Regions from separate parts of the Homo sapiens genome. Here all the other regions are linked to region 3. Evidence: read pairs that join two places in POLR2A ChIA-PET (ENCODE). Cell type or tissue: Panc1. All regions are shown on one strand.

Region 1 (4,000 bases), 65 kb after region 3:
TCCCAGGTCTCTTGTCTGTGCTGATGTTGACTGTAAATCTCCATCTCCCATTTCCTAACACCTCCACTCCCCTCCCCTCCGGCTGTCACCTTGCAGCAGCGTTAAGCTGCTCAGTACTTCCCAGCACCGGGGCTCCCCAAGCCTCATAGCTGCTCCATCAACTAGCCCTAAAAGTGCCTTCTGTGTGCCAAACACTGGTGTTAGAAAGGTGCCACCAACTCTGAGACTTTCTTCCTATGTGACCTTGGGCAATTCCCTTTGCCTCTCAGATCCCCAGTGGCCTCTTCTGTTAAACAGGGTAACACTACCTCCTGGGAGGCTGCTCTACAGAACAAAGGAGTGAAAGGCTGTGAGAAACCCCAGCCCCAGGGCCAAGCTCACAGAAGGCAGGACCGATATCTGCAAGGCTGCAACTAAACACCACACTGGGGGCAAAACCCAGGAGCCACGGGAGCTCAATCCCGGCTGAGGTCAGTGGGCCAGTGGGGAGGACAGCCTGGGAGGATGTCCATGGAGGGTGTCCCCAGCTGGGGACAGCAAGGGAAGGGGTGTGCAGGGCACAGTGCAGAACCAAGAATCAAGTTGTCTGCCCAGATCAGAGGGTGAGAGGGGCTGGTGGGAGAGAAGGCTACAAGGTCGGCAGGGCCAGGTGGAACAGCCTTCCTCTGCTCCCTCTGGACAAGTCTCTGCCTACCACGCTGCCACTGAGGCCCTGGGGGCGGGTGGGAAGGGAGGAAGGAGATGTACAAAGCAGTGTATGAAGAAGATTAATCTGGCTGCAGTGGTGGCAGCGTGTGGACGGCTTGGAGGGTAGAGACAGAAACCAATTAGGATACTGCAGCAGTCCAGGCAGGAGGCCTGAGAGCCAGCTCTGGCAGACAGTGATGTGCCTCTTGCAGAGAGGGCATGAGGGGCTGGACAGGCCTCGTCAGAGCTGAGCAGAGGCTTGGACCAGTCACTCGTGCTCTGCCCAAGCCCGACCCCAGCCAGCTGCCATCGCCCCAGCTTCCACCTGCTCCACTGACCCTGAAATCTCTGCTCTTCTGTTCAGACTCCTCAGCTCACCTCACCTCTGCTTCTGATGGGCCTGCCTGCTGCTCCCACCCACCCAGGACAGGGGCACAGACAGGCTGCAGTGAGGCAGTGAGGGTCACTGGGTCAGTGGGAGGCAAGTCTTCAAGGAGGTGTGGGAAGTCAGGGAACACCTCGGTGGCAGGAGGTTTCCTGGAAATCTCACAGGCCTCATCATGTAGATCATGGTCCTGGTCTTCCCCAGCCCCCGGAAGCTCTCCAGTTTGGATCCCCCCTCCTGTGCCCTCCTGCCCACTGGGCACACTGCTAGGTGTCATGGTGCCCCCAGGGCCTCCTAATCAGAGGCAGTGCCAAGGAGAGGCTTTAGCCACAGTCACTGCCTCTCTGCCCTCAGGGCAACATTCCTCAGAGTTCATTCTACGCTTATTCCCCCCACCAGCACCCCCACTCCCACCTCTCCACTGTCATTGGGGTGTAGGTGACATGATATTTCCCAGCTCCCCGAAGCCCTCAAAAGTAAACACACAAGCTAACTAGGCACAGCACACTCACGGTGCCCACTCAGCTTCAAGACAGCTGACCCAAGGCCCCTGCTACTTAAAATTCTGGAGCTATAGCCAGGCATGGTGGCAGGTGCCCGTAGTCCCAGCTACTGGGGAGGCTGGGGTGGGAGGATCGCTTGAGCCCAGAAGTTCCAGGCTGTAGTGAGCCATGATCAAGCCACTGTATTCCAGCCCAGGGGGCAGATCAGGATTCCATCTCTTAAAATAAATAAATAATAAAATGCTGGAGCTGCAGCCCCTGTGCCTTGTCCACCTGCACAGCGTCTAGCCCATGGTGGGCCACAGTAGGCCACATAAAGGCTGCCCTTCTGACGAAGACTTTCAAGAGCTCCTGCCCTGCCCAGCCCCAGCCCAGGTAAGTGCCCTTGCCCTCCTCCTCTCCTCTGCGGCTCTGGAAGTGCTGAGTATCGCTAGAGAGAGGCACGAACATGTGCTGACTGGACAAGTGATTCCCTGTGGGTGGTGGCCCCATGGCTGTTTCATGCCTTTATTCACAGTCCCTGGTTCCTCCCTTCTTAGGTCTCCTCTCTCCCCCAGGAGCTGCCTCAATCCTTCTGGACTCTGCAGCCCCCAGCCCTACTCCCCACCTGGCCCCTCGTTGCAGGCTTACATGGGGGGCTCCACGTCCCTCCTCCAAAGAGCTCTGTGTTGTGCATCCCACTGTCTCTCTTCCTCTCCTGGAAGGGAGCCAGCCGTTCCTCCACCTGCACTTTGATTCTTTGATGTGCTCCCCCGCCGCCCCCCTGTCACCCCCTACCCCCGCCCCCGGCTCCCCTGGGCCCTGGCCTATCAGTTATGCCTGCATCCATTACTTCTCCAATCTCCTTCCCCCGTGCCTAAAAGCAGAAAGCTTCTGTGGGACTCCAGACTCATTCAGTTCTGAACTCTGGGCCCCACAGCTCCAGCTCTGTCCAGGGACCCTCTTCCCAGCCCTCCTCTTAGTGGATGCCTCAGCAGCAGCTGAGCCTCCCTTGGCTTCCCCGACCCTGAGCAACCACCTCTTCCCCTTCCCAGTGCTCATTTCACCGCCTCTCTTCCCTCAGGCCAGCATTCCTCAGAGTTCAGTCTAAGCCCGCTCCCTCCACCAGTACCCCCACTCCTACCTCTCTGGCTGTCACTGGGGTGTAGACGACACTAAACAATCTCTCCAAGCCCCTGGCTTCTCATCCAGAGATCCAGAGCCTGCCTGATCTCCCTCCTGGGATGGCCCACAGCCATCTCAAACTCAGTGCATCCAAAACAAACCCTCTCGCCTCCTCTCCCAAACCTGCTCCTTCCCGGGTGGCGCCATCATGCTCGGGATTCTGCCTTAGAAACTTCGGGTTATCTAGGATTCTTGCCCACCCTTCCTCCCTCTGGACACTAAGGTGCCCCGGCCCAGAGAACCTGCCAGTGAAATTGCGTCCTACCCACAACCCCTCGTTCCCATAGCTATGGCCTTACTTGGGGCCCTCTTTGCCTCTGATCTGAACAACAGAAATAGCCTCTAGGCCCTCCTCCACCCAGCCTGCACCAATGGGAAGCACCGGCTTCCTCGCTGGGCTAACATCAATCACTGCTCAGACACCTCGGGGCCAGGGCAGGGAGGAAAACCTGACTGTCCTTCAGAGCATCGAGTGCCACCCTGTGCATGTGCCTTAATCCCTCCACCTAGATCTCTCTGCTCCTACCCACCCCTCCATCTCCCACCTCCCCCCACCCCCACCACCCAAGCCACTGTCAATTCCATTCATCTTTCGAGGCTCCGTTCAAAAGCCACCACCTTCGTGAAGCCCTTCCGAAGGAGAGCTGGGGATGAGCAGCTCTCCTTTGTCCCCTGAAGCCTCTCTTGCGGCATTTGGCATAATCATCCATGAAACAGAATGACTTTTCCACCAGAACCTACATTTCTTGGGTGTTTCTGGCTCAGCCCCCAACCCCCTGATATTCTAATATTCTATTCTAGTGTGCTGTGCACAGGATATGCTCCCCTTGTTTGCAGAACTGGGAGAGCCTGGAGCCAGGGGATGCCTAAAAGAACAAGAGAACACCTTAGCAGACATCTCCAAAACAATGCCCCTCTCCCTCCCACACCAGATAGCCTTTGAATGTCTGGGGCCAGTCAGCTGCAAAGGATCATCCCCCAAAGCTCTGCTTGGTCCTCAGCCCTAGCTCTTCAGCCAGGGCTCCTCTATCTGGAGACCAAGGGACTGGCTGGGGTGGGAGGTGTCCATCAACCTTTGCCCTCAAAGGCCACATTTAGGGTGTCCAGGCATATGGGGATTTTCTGGGGAGAGGGTCCCCAGCCTTCAGCAGAACTGAAAAGGAGTCTATGACCTCCTTCAAAGTTCAGACTTACCATATCTGGACCACCTCCTCCTGCCCCACCCCCAGCTTCTCTCGCCTTGAACAGCCAAACTCACTCA
Region 2 (4,000 bases), 1.7 Mb after region 3:
GCACCCAGCCTTTTTTTTTTTTTTTTTTATTGAGACGAAGTTTTGCTCTTGTTCCCCAGGCTGGAGTGCAATGGCACGATTTCAGCTCACTGCAACCTCCACCTCCCAGGTTCAAGTGATTCTCCTGCCTCAGCCTCCTGAGTAGCTGGGATTACAGGCATGTGCCACCACGCCTGGCTAATTTTTTTTTTTTTGAGACGGAGTCTCGCTCTGTCTCCCAGGCTGGAGTGCACTGGCGCAATCTCAGCTCACTGCAAGCTCCGCCTCCCGGGTTCACGCCATTCTCCTGCCTCAGCCTCCCGAGTAGCCGGGGCTACAGGCGCCCACCACCATGCCTGGCTAATTTTTTGTATTTTTAGTAGAGACGGGGTTTCACTGTGTTAGCCAGGATGGTCTCGATCTCCTGACCTTGTAATCCGCCCGCCTCAGCCTCCCAAAGTGCTGGGATTACAGGCGTAAGCCACCACGCCCTGCCAACGCCTGGCTAATTTTTGTATTATTAGTAGAGACGGGATTTCTCCATGTTGGTCAGGCTGGTCTCGATCCCGACCTCAGGTGATCCGCCTGCCTTGGCCTCCCAAAGTGTTGGGATTACAGGCATGAGCCACCGCCCCTGGCCCCGTGATCTCTTTTTGCCCAGAATCCAGAGCCACACACACTGAGGCTGCAGGAAGTGGGCCCTGGAGCTGAGGATAAAGCCTGGGGTGGGGTGGGGGAGTGGATCCACAGGGAGTCTCCATAAAAACGGACTGGTTTGTTTTCAAGTGTCTGCCTCCTGTTAGTGACAGTCATTTACCCTAGCATTGTGATTCTCCCCCCATCTCTGCCCCTTCTCCGCACCCTTGTTTCCAGCGCTCTCCCCTCCCTGCCTGTTGGATCTCATGCTAAGGTGAGCAGCCCTCAACCTCGAGGCCCCAGGTACGCGGAAGGGACTTTCATCAGTGACTACAGTATTGCCATGGACAAGATTCACCAACAAGACTTTGTGAACTGGCTGCTGGCCCAAAAGGGGAAGAAGAATGAGTGAGTCGCTGCTTACACTCCTCCTGTTCCCTGTGCCGGGCTCTGCCTTCCTACCTTCAGAGGAGGCCACCGGCTGTGGCCACACAGGCCACATGATGCACAACCCCAGGTGGCACCTTTCTTTTTCTTTTCTTTTTTTTTTTTTTTTTTGAGATGGAGTCTCACTCTTTCGCCCAGGCTGGAGTGCAGTGGCGCGATCTCGGCTCACTGCAAGCTCCGCCTCCCGGGTTCACGCCATTCTCCTGCCTCAGCCTCCTGAGTAGCTGGGACTACAGGCAACTGCCACCATGCCCGGCTAATTTTTTTTTTTTTTTGTATTTTCAGTAGATACGGGGTTTCACCGTGTTAGCTAGGATGGTCTCGATCTGACCTCGTGATCCACCTGCCTCGGCCTCCCAAGTGCTGGGATTACAGGCGTGAGCCACCATACCCCGCCTCTCTCTCTCTTTTTTTTTTTTTTTTTTTTTTGAGACAGAGTTTTGCTCTTGTTGCCCAGGCTGGAGTGCAATGGCGCAATCTTTGCTCACTACAACCTCCACCCTCCACCTCCTGGATTCAAGCGATTCTCCTGCCTCAGCCTCCCGAGTAGCTAGGATTACAGGCATGTGCCACCACGCCTGGCTAATTTTGTATTTTTTTGTTGTTCTTTTGAGACGAAGTCTAGCTCTGTTGCCCAGGCTGGAGTGCAGTGGCTCGATCTTGGCTCACTGCAACTTCCACCTCCTGGGTTCAAGCGATTCTTCTGCCTCAGCCTCCTGAGTAGCTGGGACTACAGGTACGCGCCACCATACCTGGCTAATTTTTTTTTTTTTTTTCAGTAGAGACAGGGTTTCACCATGTTGACCAGTCTGGTTCTCAAACTCCTGACCTCGTGATCCGCCCACCTCAGCCTCCCAAAGTGCTGGGATTACAGGCATAAGCCACTGCGCCTGGCCTAATTTTGTATTTTTAGTAGAGACGGGGTTCCATGTTGGTCAGGCAGGTCTCGAACTCCTGACCTCAGGTGATCCACCTGCCTTGGCCTCCCAAAGTGCTGGGATTACAGGTGTGAGCCACCACACCCAGCCTGGGTGGCACCTTTCACCAGGCAAGGATGGGGAGTCAGACATGGTAGCTCTGGCCAGGACCCTGACTTGGGCACCAGTCTAGGCTAGGGGTAGGGACCAGGGCTATTCCCTAATCCTTTACTTCTTTTTTTTTGAGACGGATTTTTTTTGCTCTGTCACCCAGGCTGGAGTGCAGTGGCACAATCTTGGCTCACTGCAAGCTCCGCCTCCCGGGTTCACGTCATTCTCCTGCCTCAGCCTCCTGAGTAGCTGGGACTACAGGTGCCCGCCACCATGCACGGATAATTTTTTTGCATTTTTTTAGTAGAGACGGGGCTTCACCGTGTTGGCCTGGATGGTCTCGATCTCCTGACCTCGTGATCTGCCCTCCTCGGCCTCCCAAAGTGCTGGGATTACAAGTGTGAGCCACTGTGTTGGCCCTAATCCTTTACTTCAAAGGGGAGGAGTCAGAAGATGTATGGGAGCTCAGAGAGGATCCCCAGGGGTCTGAGGATGAAGCAAGGGAGAGACGAGCTCCTTCTAATGACTGCTTGCTTGGCGGTGGCCACTTTAGACTTTGAAAACAGGATTGGCTAGGGCCAGGCCCAGTAGCTCACACCTGTAATCCCAGCACTTTGGGAGGCTGAGGCGGGCAAATCACGAGGTCAGGAGCTTGAGGCCCTCCTGGCCAACATGGTGAAATCCCGTCTCTACTAAAAATACAAAGATTAGCTGGGTGTGGTGGCACGTGCCTGTAATTCCAGCTACTCGGGAGGCTGAGGCATGAGAATTGCTTGAACCCTGGAGGCGGACGTTGCAGTGAGCTGAGATTGCACCACTGCACCCCAGCCTGGCAACAGAGCGAGACTCCGTCTCAAAGAAAAAGGAAAGAAAATAGGATTGGCTGTTCATGGTGGCTCACACCTGTAATCCCAGCACTTTGGGAGGCCCAGGTAGGTGGATTGTTTGAGCTCACGAGTTCATTCGAGAACAGCCTGGGCAACATGGCAAACAAAAAGTACAAAAATCAGCTGGGTGTGGTGATGCCTGCCTGTAGTTTCAGCTACTCGGGAGGCTGAGATGGGAAGATGGCTTCAGCCTGGGAGGCAGAGGTTGCAGTGAGCTGAGATGGTGCCCCTGCACTCCAGCCTGGGCAATACAGCCAGACCCTGTCTCTCACACACACACCAAAAAAAATGAAGAGAAGATTAACTGTCCTCGTCCTTCTCCCTGCTCTATGCCAAGTCTCTTTCCCCGCCCTCTCTGGTCAGCACGGTAGATTCTGAAAAGCTGTTCACTGGTGGAGGCAGCTGAAGACCACTGTTAGGTGGGGTTGAGTGGAAAAAGGTACCCTCTGCTTTTGGGGTTCAGATATTAAAAGATTCAAGTGTCCCTAGACTGGAGTCTCCGCAGCTTGCCCACTCTCTAATCTTTATCTTCCCAGCTGGAAACACAACATCACCCAGAGGGAGGCTCGGGCGCTGGAGCTGGCCAGTCAAGCTAATAGGAAGGAGGAGGAGGCAGTGGAGCCACAGAGGTGAGTCAGGGCGCAGAGGGAAGGGAGGGAGCCAAGCCTCCTGCCCCGCCCCCACCTCTTTGTTCCCTCTCCCTGACCCCAGAGCAGAGCAAGGACCTGAGATAAGCATCCTCTTCCTCTCAGAGTTCAAAGAGGGGTCTTCATTGAGCAAACTCCTGGAGGTCAGCCCAAGCTTAAGGAAGAAGCCTTGGAGAAACGGGAGGGGTGCTAGGAGGGGTTTCAGGGACAGGGTTTCTAATATTGATGACTGCATGCACAGCACAGTCACTGAGTCAGGAGAAGGGCAGGAAAGAAGAGACCTCAGGTCCTGGCCTCACCACCTCTCCCTGCCAAACCTCGGGAAGACTGTTTGTGAAAGAGCGGGGGATCTTCCCAGGCCCACTCCCCTGAAATC
Region 3 (4,000 bases):
TCTTTATATTATAAAATTTGTCAGCAAGAAAAACAAAATGATGACTAGTTGTTTATTATCTCATCTTTATAGGCAATCCAAGCATAAGTGTTGAAAATAAGTGAGTTAAATGAATGTAAGATAAAATTCCCATGTAAAAGATGTCCTTCCTATACCAGAAGGTTTTATTATTACTTTTTTGAAATAGGGTCTCTATCGCCTACTCTGGAGTGCAAGTGGCAAGATCTCGGCTCACTGCAACCTCTGCCTCCTGGGCTCAAGCAATCCTCCCGCCTCAGCCCCGCCAAAGTATCTGGGACTACAGACACAAGCTACCACATCCAGCTAATTTTTGTATTTTTTGTAGAGATGGGGTTTCACCATGTTGCCCAGGCTGGTCTCGAAATCCTGAGGTCAAGTGTTCCACCTGCCTCAGCCTCCCAAAGTGCTAGGATTACAGGCGTGAGCCACCACGCTCAGCCACCAGAAGGTTTTAACACTCTTAGCATCAAGAATAGAAAGTTGAGGAGGAGGGAAATCTGTACAAACAACAATTTAGTTTTCAGGCCTCACAAAACAAACAAACAAAAAACCTAAAGGGATACAAATGAAATTTTGCCTCCTTTACAGTTTATTTTTACAGAGAGACTTAAAGACATTTTGGACCATTGAGAAACATGTTCTGTGCCACACTGACAAATTGTACTATGAGAAAGCTCATGCTTCTAGACATTATGGTTCATAGATTTACCAATCTACAGCTGGTGTGACACACAATTCACAAATGCTTACTTTCTAATGTCCATGGAAATTAAGGTCACTAAGGGTTAAGAATTCTTTTTTTTTTTTTTTTTTTCTGAGATGGAGTCTCGCGCTGTCACCCAGGCTGGAGTGCAGTGGCTCAATCTTGACTCACTGCAACCTCCACCTCCTGGGTTCAGGTAATTCTCCTGCCTGAGCCTCCCCAGTAGCTGGGATTACAGGTGCCCGCCACCACGCCCAGCCAATTTTTGTATTTTTAATAGAGACAGGGTTTCAGCATGTCAGCCAGGCCGGTCTTGAACTTCTGCCCTCAAGTGATCTGCCTACCTCGGACTCCAAAGTGCTGGGATTACAGGCATGAGCCACTGTACCTGGCCGGGGTTAAGAATTCTAATTAATATATGTAGCTACAATTACTAGAAACAATAAGGGGGAAAATCTATATGAAAATATACAAGGAAGGTAAGAAAAAGGAATATATGAAAAAGAAATATACAAAGGAAGCTAAGGAAAAGCTATAAGACGTGAGGATGTTTTGTTTTGATAACGGAAAAAGAGAATAAATTTTGTCCTAAAGTGAAATGACTGATTTTTCGAAAATGAGAAGAGGAAAGTATAGGACAAAAAGTGAATGGATATAAGAGTTGTAGGAGGTTTGTGGAAGATGAATCTTGTGAAAGAAATTTTATGGGTGATCAAGCTGGTTAAGATTAGGAGGTAATTATTTACAAGTTTTTTAAGAATAAAAGTTAGCGACCGGGTGCAGTGGCTCACGCCTGTAATCCCAGGACTTTGGGAGGCAGAGGCGGGTGGATCACTTGAGGTCAGGAGTTCGAGCCCAGCCTGGCCAACATGGTGAAACCCCATCTCTACTAAAAATACAAAAAATAAGCCGGGTGTGGTGGCAGGCGCCTGTAATCCCAGCTACTTGAGAGGCTGAGGCAGGAGAATCACTTGAACCCGGGAGGCGGAGGTTGCAGTAAGCAGAGATTGCACCATTGCACTCCAGCCTGGGCGATAAGAGCTAGCATTAATATCAAAATTACACTGATGCAAAACTAGAATTTGGTTCTCTCCATTAAAACAACATGGTGTTCTTAGATTATTGGTCTGATCATAATAGGAAATTGTAAAATGTTTTTCTTTCTCTTTAGGTAGTTGGCCTAGAAAACAAAGATTCTGTGTTCTACCCAGATAATTTCCTGTGCTTCATGCTGTCTTTGTTAGGTTTTTGATCACTTAAGAAAACTGAGAACTCGCTATTAAAACAGCTAAGCTTTTTCTACAACTATGTAACTTTTTGTATATGCCTCCGAAGTCATTTAATGAACGGCTATTGTTCACAGTGACCTGTGATCCTATTAAAAAAATTTATTTTATGTGTTGCCTATTTCCTTCCTTCCTTCCTTTCTCTCTCTCTCTTTCTTCCTTCCTTCCTTCCTTCTTTCTTTCCCTTCTTCCCTCCCTCCTTCCCTTCCCTCCCTCCCTTCCTTCTTTCCTTCCTTCCTTTCTCCTTTCCTCCCTTCCCCTCCCCACCCCTCATCTCTCTCCTCTCTCTCCTCTCCTCTCCTTCTTTTTTTGACAAAGTCTCACTCTGTCACCCAGGTATAAAGCTGACTCCATACATAGTGGACTGTAGCATAATTCAATATGTAAACAAACTGCAACGTAACTTGAGAGTATATTCTTACAATAAGCAGCCAAGTCTCAGCCAAATATAGCAGAATTTTCAGCCAATCACAAGCTGCCAGATCATCAGAACATGTCCACATAAGGCAAACACCTCATTGCACCATGCCCAAATAAGGCAAATACTGATCTGTCGCCAATCAAGCTGTTTCTATACATCAATTCCTTTCTCTGTCCATTAATACTGCCTGCCCATACTGCTGGGTGGTAAAACTCTGTGAACCTCTACTGGTTCAGGATGCTGGCTGATTCATGAATTGTTCTTTGCTCAGATAAACTCTGCTAAATTTAATTTGTCTAAAGTTTTTATTTTAACAGAATTTTTCCTCAAATGTGTGGTGACTTTTTTTTTTTTTTTTTGAGATGGAGTCTCCCTCTGTCGCCCAGGCTGGAGTGTGGTAGTACGATCTCAGCTCACTGCAACCTCTGCCTCTGAGGTTCAAGAAATTCTCCTGCCTCAGCCTCCCGAGTAGCTGGGATTACAGGCACGTGTCACAATGCCCAGCTAATTTTTGTATTTTTAGTAGAGGGGTTTTGCCATGTTGGCCAGGCTGGTCTCGAACTCCTGACTTCAAGTGATCCGCCTGCCTCGGCCTCCCAAAGTGCTGGGATTACAGGCGTGAGTCACTGCACCCGACCTGTGGTGATTCTTGCGGCTTGGCTGTCTCAATATTTTGGAGTAAGACACTAAAGAGTTGGCTGCTCTGTGTGTTGGGGGCAGGTGGATTTGGGACTGGATCTGGGACTCCTCAGGGCAATCTGTGAACAATGATGAGTGAGAGTACCAAGGACCAAGGACCAAGAAACAGCTACTGAAGACAGAGTACCGAGGACCAAGCTTATTGGCTGTTGGGCTTCACTGCAGAGTGATCAAGTAGGAACCTGGTCCTTTAGGGAAGACTCCCCCAACAACTGGAAGAATCTGGAGGTCTTTTCTCTGGGACCAATTTAGGAGTGAGGGCTGAGGGTTCTATCCTTCAGTATGCAGACTTTTACTTAATTCCACAGAATAAACTGCTGGTCTTCTGTGAGGTGGCTGGAATTTGCCTGGCTTTGAGAGGAGATGGATAAGTATCTTGGGTGTTTCATCTCTCCTTATGCATTCTCCTAGCAGCCGCTGCTTTCAGCCCTGCTCTTCCCCTTGCCTCCTTCAGCCCTCCAATCCCCGAGCTTTTACAGACTCCAAATGGCCTTTGGTTTCAGTTGTTCTCTGCTGTGTCAGTGATCACTCCTCAACCTGTTTCTCACTTTCCAAAAAGGTGTTAATATCTTGTCTGCTGTTGTCTCCTCTTCTCTTTGTCCTTGTAGGTTTACATTCTTTATTCCTTACTGTCACTTTGATGGAAAATCAGGAAGGACTGGAGATAAAGTCTTGTGTTCAATCCACCCTATAGAACCAGAAGTCCTTCCAACTACAATTTTTTTTTTTCTTTTGGGCAGAGTCTTGCTCTGTCTCCCAGGCTGGTGTGCAGTGGTGTGATCTCAGCTCACAGCAACCTCCGCCTCTGGGATTCAGGTGATTCTCCTGCCTCAGCCTCCCGAGTAGCTGGGATTACAGGCTTCCACCACC
Region 4 (4,000 bases), 74 kb before region 3:
AATACTTTTAATTTTTTTTTTGAAATGGAGTCTTGCTCCTGTCACGCAGGCTGGAATGCAGTGGCGTGATCTCGGCTCACTGCAACCTCCACCTCCCGGGTTCAAGCGATTCTCCTTCCTCAGCCTCCCGAGTAGCTGGGATTACAGGCGTGCGCCACCACACCTGGCTAATTTTTGTATTTTTAGTAGAGACAGGGTTTCGCCATGTTGGCCAGGCTGGTCTCAAACTCCTGAGCTCAGGTGATCCACCCGCCTCAGCCTCGCAAAGTGCTAGGATTACAGGCGTGAGCCACCGCTCCCAGCCGAGCAATACATTTTTGTTGGATAAATGAATACAACAATTTTCCTAACTTACTATAAGAAATGAAGAGAAAGGCTGGGCATGGTGGCTCACCCCTGTAATCCCAGCACTTTGGGAGGCCGAGGGAGGATCACTTGTTGTCAAAAGTTCAAGACCAGCCCGGCAAACATGGTGAAACCCCATCTCTACAACAACACAAAAATTAGTCAGGCATGGTGGCATGCACCTGTAATTCCACCTACTCTGGAGGCTGAGGCAGGAGAATCGCTTGAACCCGGGAGGTGGAGGTTGCAGTGAGCTGAGATCACACCACTGCACTCCAACCTGGGCAACAGAGCAAGACTCCATCTCGGGGGTAAAAAAAAAAAAAAAAAGAGAAAATATTTCATAAAACGAAGAACTGTATTAGCAAAAAAGTCAAATTTACAAACTTAAGCTACCTTCTCCTTTTGTGAGGAAATCAAGGCTAATAACATATATAATGACACACACACACACACACACACACACACACACACAATTTTCCTAAAGCAACCAAAGATTTACGAAATACCTTACTATAATTTTCAGTGATTATGGTATTGTGGTTATTTTATTCTATTTTTTTTTTGAGACAGAGTGTCACTCTGTTGCCCAGGCTGGACTGTGGTGGCACCATCTCGGCTCACTGCAACCTCTGCCTCCTGGGTTGAAAGGATCCTCCTGCCTCAACCTCCAGAGTAGCTGGGATTACAGGAATGCACCACTACGCCCAGCTAATTTTTTTATTTTTTATTAGAGACAGGGTTTCACCATGTTGGCCAGGCTGGTCTCGAACTCCTGGCCTCAAGTGATCTGCCTGCCTTGGCCTCCCAATGTTGAGATTACAGGTGACCCACCATGCCCGGTCGGCTATGTTTTTTTTTTAAAGTCCTTGTATTTTACAGATATACAATGACCGCTTTAAGGTTGACAATAACAGAATTGCTTCAAAATAATGGAAGGGATACAGAGGAAATAATATTGACTATGTGCTAATATTGCTAAATTGGGCATGGGTACATGGGGAGTTCAATTTATTATACTATTCACTCTAATTCTGTATGTTTTGGGAAGAAAAGCAAATAGCAATTACATACACATATAACACATGGACTGCTGGCAATTCTGAGAAGCCAACACTTACTATTTTACTATGGAGTAAGGTAGGAAATGCCAGCCGGGCGCAGTGGCTCACGCCTGTAACCTCAGCACTTTGGGAGACTGAGGCGGACCGATCACTTGAGGTCAGGAGTTCAAGACCAGCCTGGCCAATATGGCAAAACCCTGTCGACTAAAAATACAAAAATTAGCCGGGCGTGGTGGCCCACACCTGCAATCCCAATTACTCGGGACGCTGAGGCCAGGAGGTGGAGGTTGCAGTGAGCCAAGATCATGCCACTACACTCCAGCCTGGGTGACAGAGCTAGACTCTGTCTCAAAAAAAAAAAGGGGGGGGGGCAGGGAGCAGGGTAGAAAATGCTTTTCTATCTTACTCCATAGTAACATAGTAAGTTACTATGAACATTTTGGTGACTCTGAATGAAAACTAGTAAAATACATATTAATAGATGCCATCATGCATTATAATTACTAGTTTTTTGCTTTCAATTTTTGCTCCCAAATTCTGAACATTTTTAAAGCAAAAAGAAAAAGTATACAAGTAAAAAATGTGGACAGAAGCTTTAGCTATTTTTCCTTTTCTAAACAACTTTTCAGTGTCAATGACAGTATCTGCTAACATTCCAAAGATTTTAGAAAAGAACATAGTTCAATTTCCTTCATAAATTATTAAACCTTCATGTTAAACCTTCATGGAAGGAAGGGTAGGCTTGAGTTTGATAAATGGAAGAAAACTCATTTCAGATATTAGAATCAGTGTTAATGATTAAGTAATTTCATTTTCAGGTTGAGATCTAGAATATAAAAACCTCAATTTGAACTACAAAATTTCTGTCTTGCTACATAAAAAATAACAAAACTCCCGATCAGACTTTACAATTTACTACAATCTTCTAATAATATGGCTACTAGTGCCTTCTCTGGCTAACACTGAAATCAAACCCTCACTGAAAGGTACTCACCCTAGGCAGTTAGTTACAATCACATGCTTTCCTCATCACTGTGGTTGTTTAGGATTAACCAAGCAATTGCTTAGTGCAAAAAACCAAAACAATAATCTCAAACAATTGCAAAATACAAATAAACACGGTGGGAGGGTGTACCAATGAATCCATGAAACAGTATTAAAGCCGACTTCACTTTAGCTGCAGTTTCTCAGATCCAGAGGTAGCAATCTACAAAGTTGGAAATGCCTGTAAAAGCACTAGCCCCAGTAAAATACCTTGGTGAAGGTTACATACACACCATTACAAATAAATGGTCGATGATTTTGCATCACAGATGCATCCTTCACTTGAAACTGCGCTTCGCAAGTGCTGCTTGCTCACTTATTACCCATCATGAAAAGGAGAAAAAAGTACAGTATTAGAATCTACTACCAAATTAATACCAATTAAGATTTAATTGTGCAGATATGCACAATTAAAAGCCCAGGACTAATCAGGATGGGTCAGGAAACAGTAGGTCACAAACTTTAGAATGCATAAGAGGAGCCGGCCGGGCGCGGTGGCTCGCGCCTGTAATCCCAGCACTTTGGGAGGCCGAGGCGGGCAGATCACGAGGTCAATAGATCGAGACCATCCTGGCCAACATGGTGAAACCCCATCTCTATTAAAAATATAAAAATTAGCTGGGCGTGGTGGAGGGCGCCTGTAGTTCCAGCTACTGGGGAGGCTGAAGCAGGAGAATCGCTTGAACCCGGGAGGCGGAGGGTGCAATGAGCCAAAATCACGCCATTGCACTCCAGCCTGGGAGACAGAGCAAGACGCCGTCTCAAAAAAAAAAAAAAAAAAAAAAAAGAATGCATAAGAGGAGCCATAAAAAATGCAGATACTGGGACCCTTCCCCAAGACAGACAGAATCTGACTCTCTGGGAAGGGGAGTTGAAGGGGTTGAAGTACAGAAATATGCATTTAAAACAAATTCCACAGGTCAAATACAGCTATCTAGGGACTACCTTTAATACTAGGTAAAGTTAGCATTTTGACTGTTAAATACTTACAGATGCCACGGCAACTGTCTTTTAATTAATGGTTGCTTCCTTTCCTTATTTTGGTATTTATCTCTATTCCAAAAAAAAAAACAAGGGCCCCATCCAGCTGAAATGGCTTCTTCCATTTAATGCAAGTATGGCCAAGAAAAATTTCCAGATAGAACAGGAATGCAAAAATATGTTAAAATATTAGGCTATAGAAAAGGTGACTCCTTTTCAGCATATAATGGGTTTGCCCATCCCTGCAGGTTTAGCACTAACAGCCAACAGTACAAGAATATGCAGATGACCCGGAAACGATATCAACAGCTTCCCCAGCTTCATTATACAATAATTCCACCTATTTAGATGAGACCATGTGCTTTGTTTTTGCTCAACACTACCAACATTTTCCCTGCAGATATCAATCTGAAATGCCAGTAACTGACTTGAAATCCTTCAATCTAGAGTGAAGTGCAATCTGTCATTAAGGCATTAAATACTTTAGTAATAAACACTGAAAGTTAAAATTAGTGAAAAGTACTAAAACTGAAAGCAAAGCAGATTACGGCTGAGATGACATAAAA

What was found. Peaks named below come from ENCODE experiments on the same cell type or tissue, not always from the same donor. Only the 100,000 strongest peaks of a DNase experiment are listed, where the experiment ranks them.
Region 1: POLR2A ChIA-PET joins it to region 3 with 6 read pairs; 4 of 35 experiments call an interaction of 5 or more read pairs at or near these places.
Region 2: POLR2A ChIA-PET joins it to region 3 with 9 read pairs; 1 of 35 experiments calls an interaction of 5 or more read pairs at or near these places.
Region 4: POLR2A ChIA-PET joins it to region 3 with 6 read pairs; 11 of 35 experiments call an interaction of 5 or more read pairs at or near these places.

Annotation. Positions count from the first base shown.
Region 1 is chr17:50,582,958-50,586,957 of GRCh38, reverse strand. The region is part of intron 9 of CACNA1G (calcium voltage-gated channel subunit alpha1 G); the gene reads right to left. Among named protein-coding and RNA genes, the nearest start is that of CACNA1G-AS1, 23 kb to the right of the region's middle. In Panc1, no CTCF peak of the experiment used is centred here; no DNase peak of the experiment used is centred here.
Region 2 is chr17:48,961,333-48,965,332 of GRCh38, reverse strand. GIP (gastric inhibitory polypeptide) reads left to right here. Exons shown (of 6, transcript NM_004123.3): 3 at 853-1,023; 4 at 3,514-3,606. Among named protein-coding and RNA genes, the nearest start is that of GIP, 5.3 kb to the left of the region's middle. RefSeq lists an enhancer at 283-832. In Panc1, no CTCF peak of the experiment used is centred here; no DNase peak of the experiment used is centred here; H3K4me3 peaks cover 389 bases; H3K27ac peaks cover 850 bases.
Region 3 is chr17:50,647,902-50,651,901 of GRCh38, reverse strand. All of the region lies in intron 1 of ABCC3 (ATP binding cassette subfamily C member 3), which reads right to left. Among named protein-coding and RNA genes, the nearest start is that of ABCC3, 15 kb to the right of the region's middle. In Panc1, no CTCF peak of the experiment used is centred here; a DNase peak (open chromatin) is centred at 2,471; H3K27ac peaks cover 3,091 bases.
Region 4 is chr17:50,721,432-50,725,431 of GRCh38, reverse strand. All of the region lies in intron 1 of LUC7L3 (LUC7 like 3 pre-mRNA splicing factor), which reads right to left. Among named protein-coding and RNA genes, the nearest start is that of LUC7L3, 3.8 kb to the right of the region's middle. RefSeq lists an enhancer at 1-496. In Panc1, no CTCF peak of the experiment used is centred here; no DNase peak of the experiment used is centred here; H3K4me3 peaks cover 1,519 bases; H3K27ac peaks cover 1,254 bases.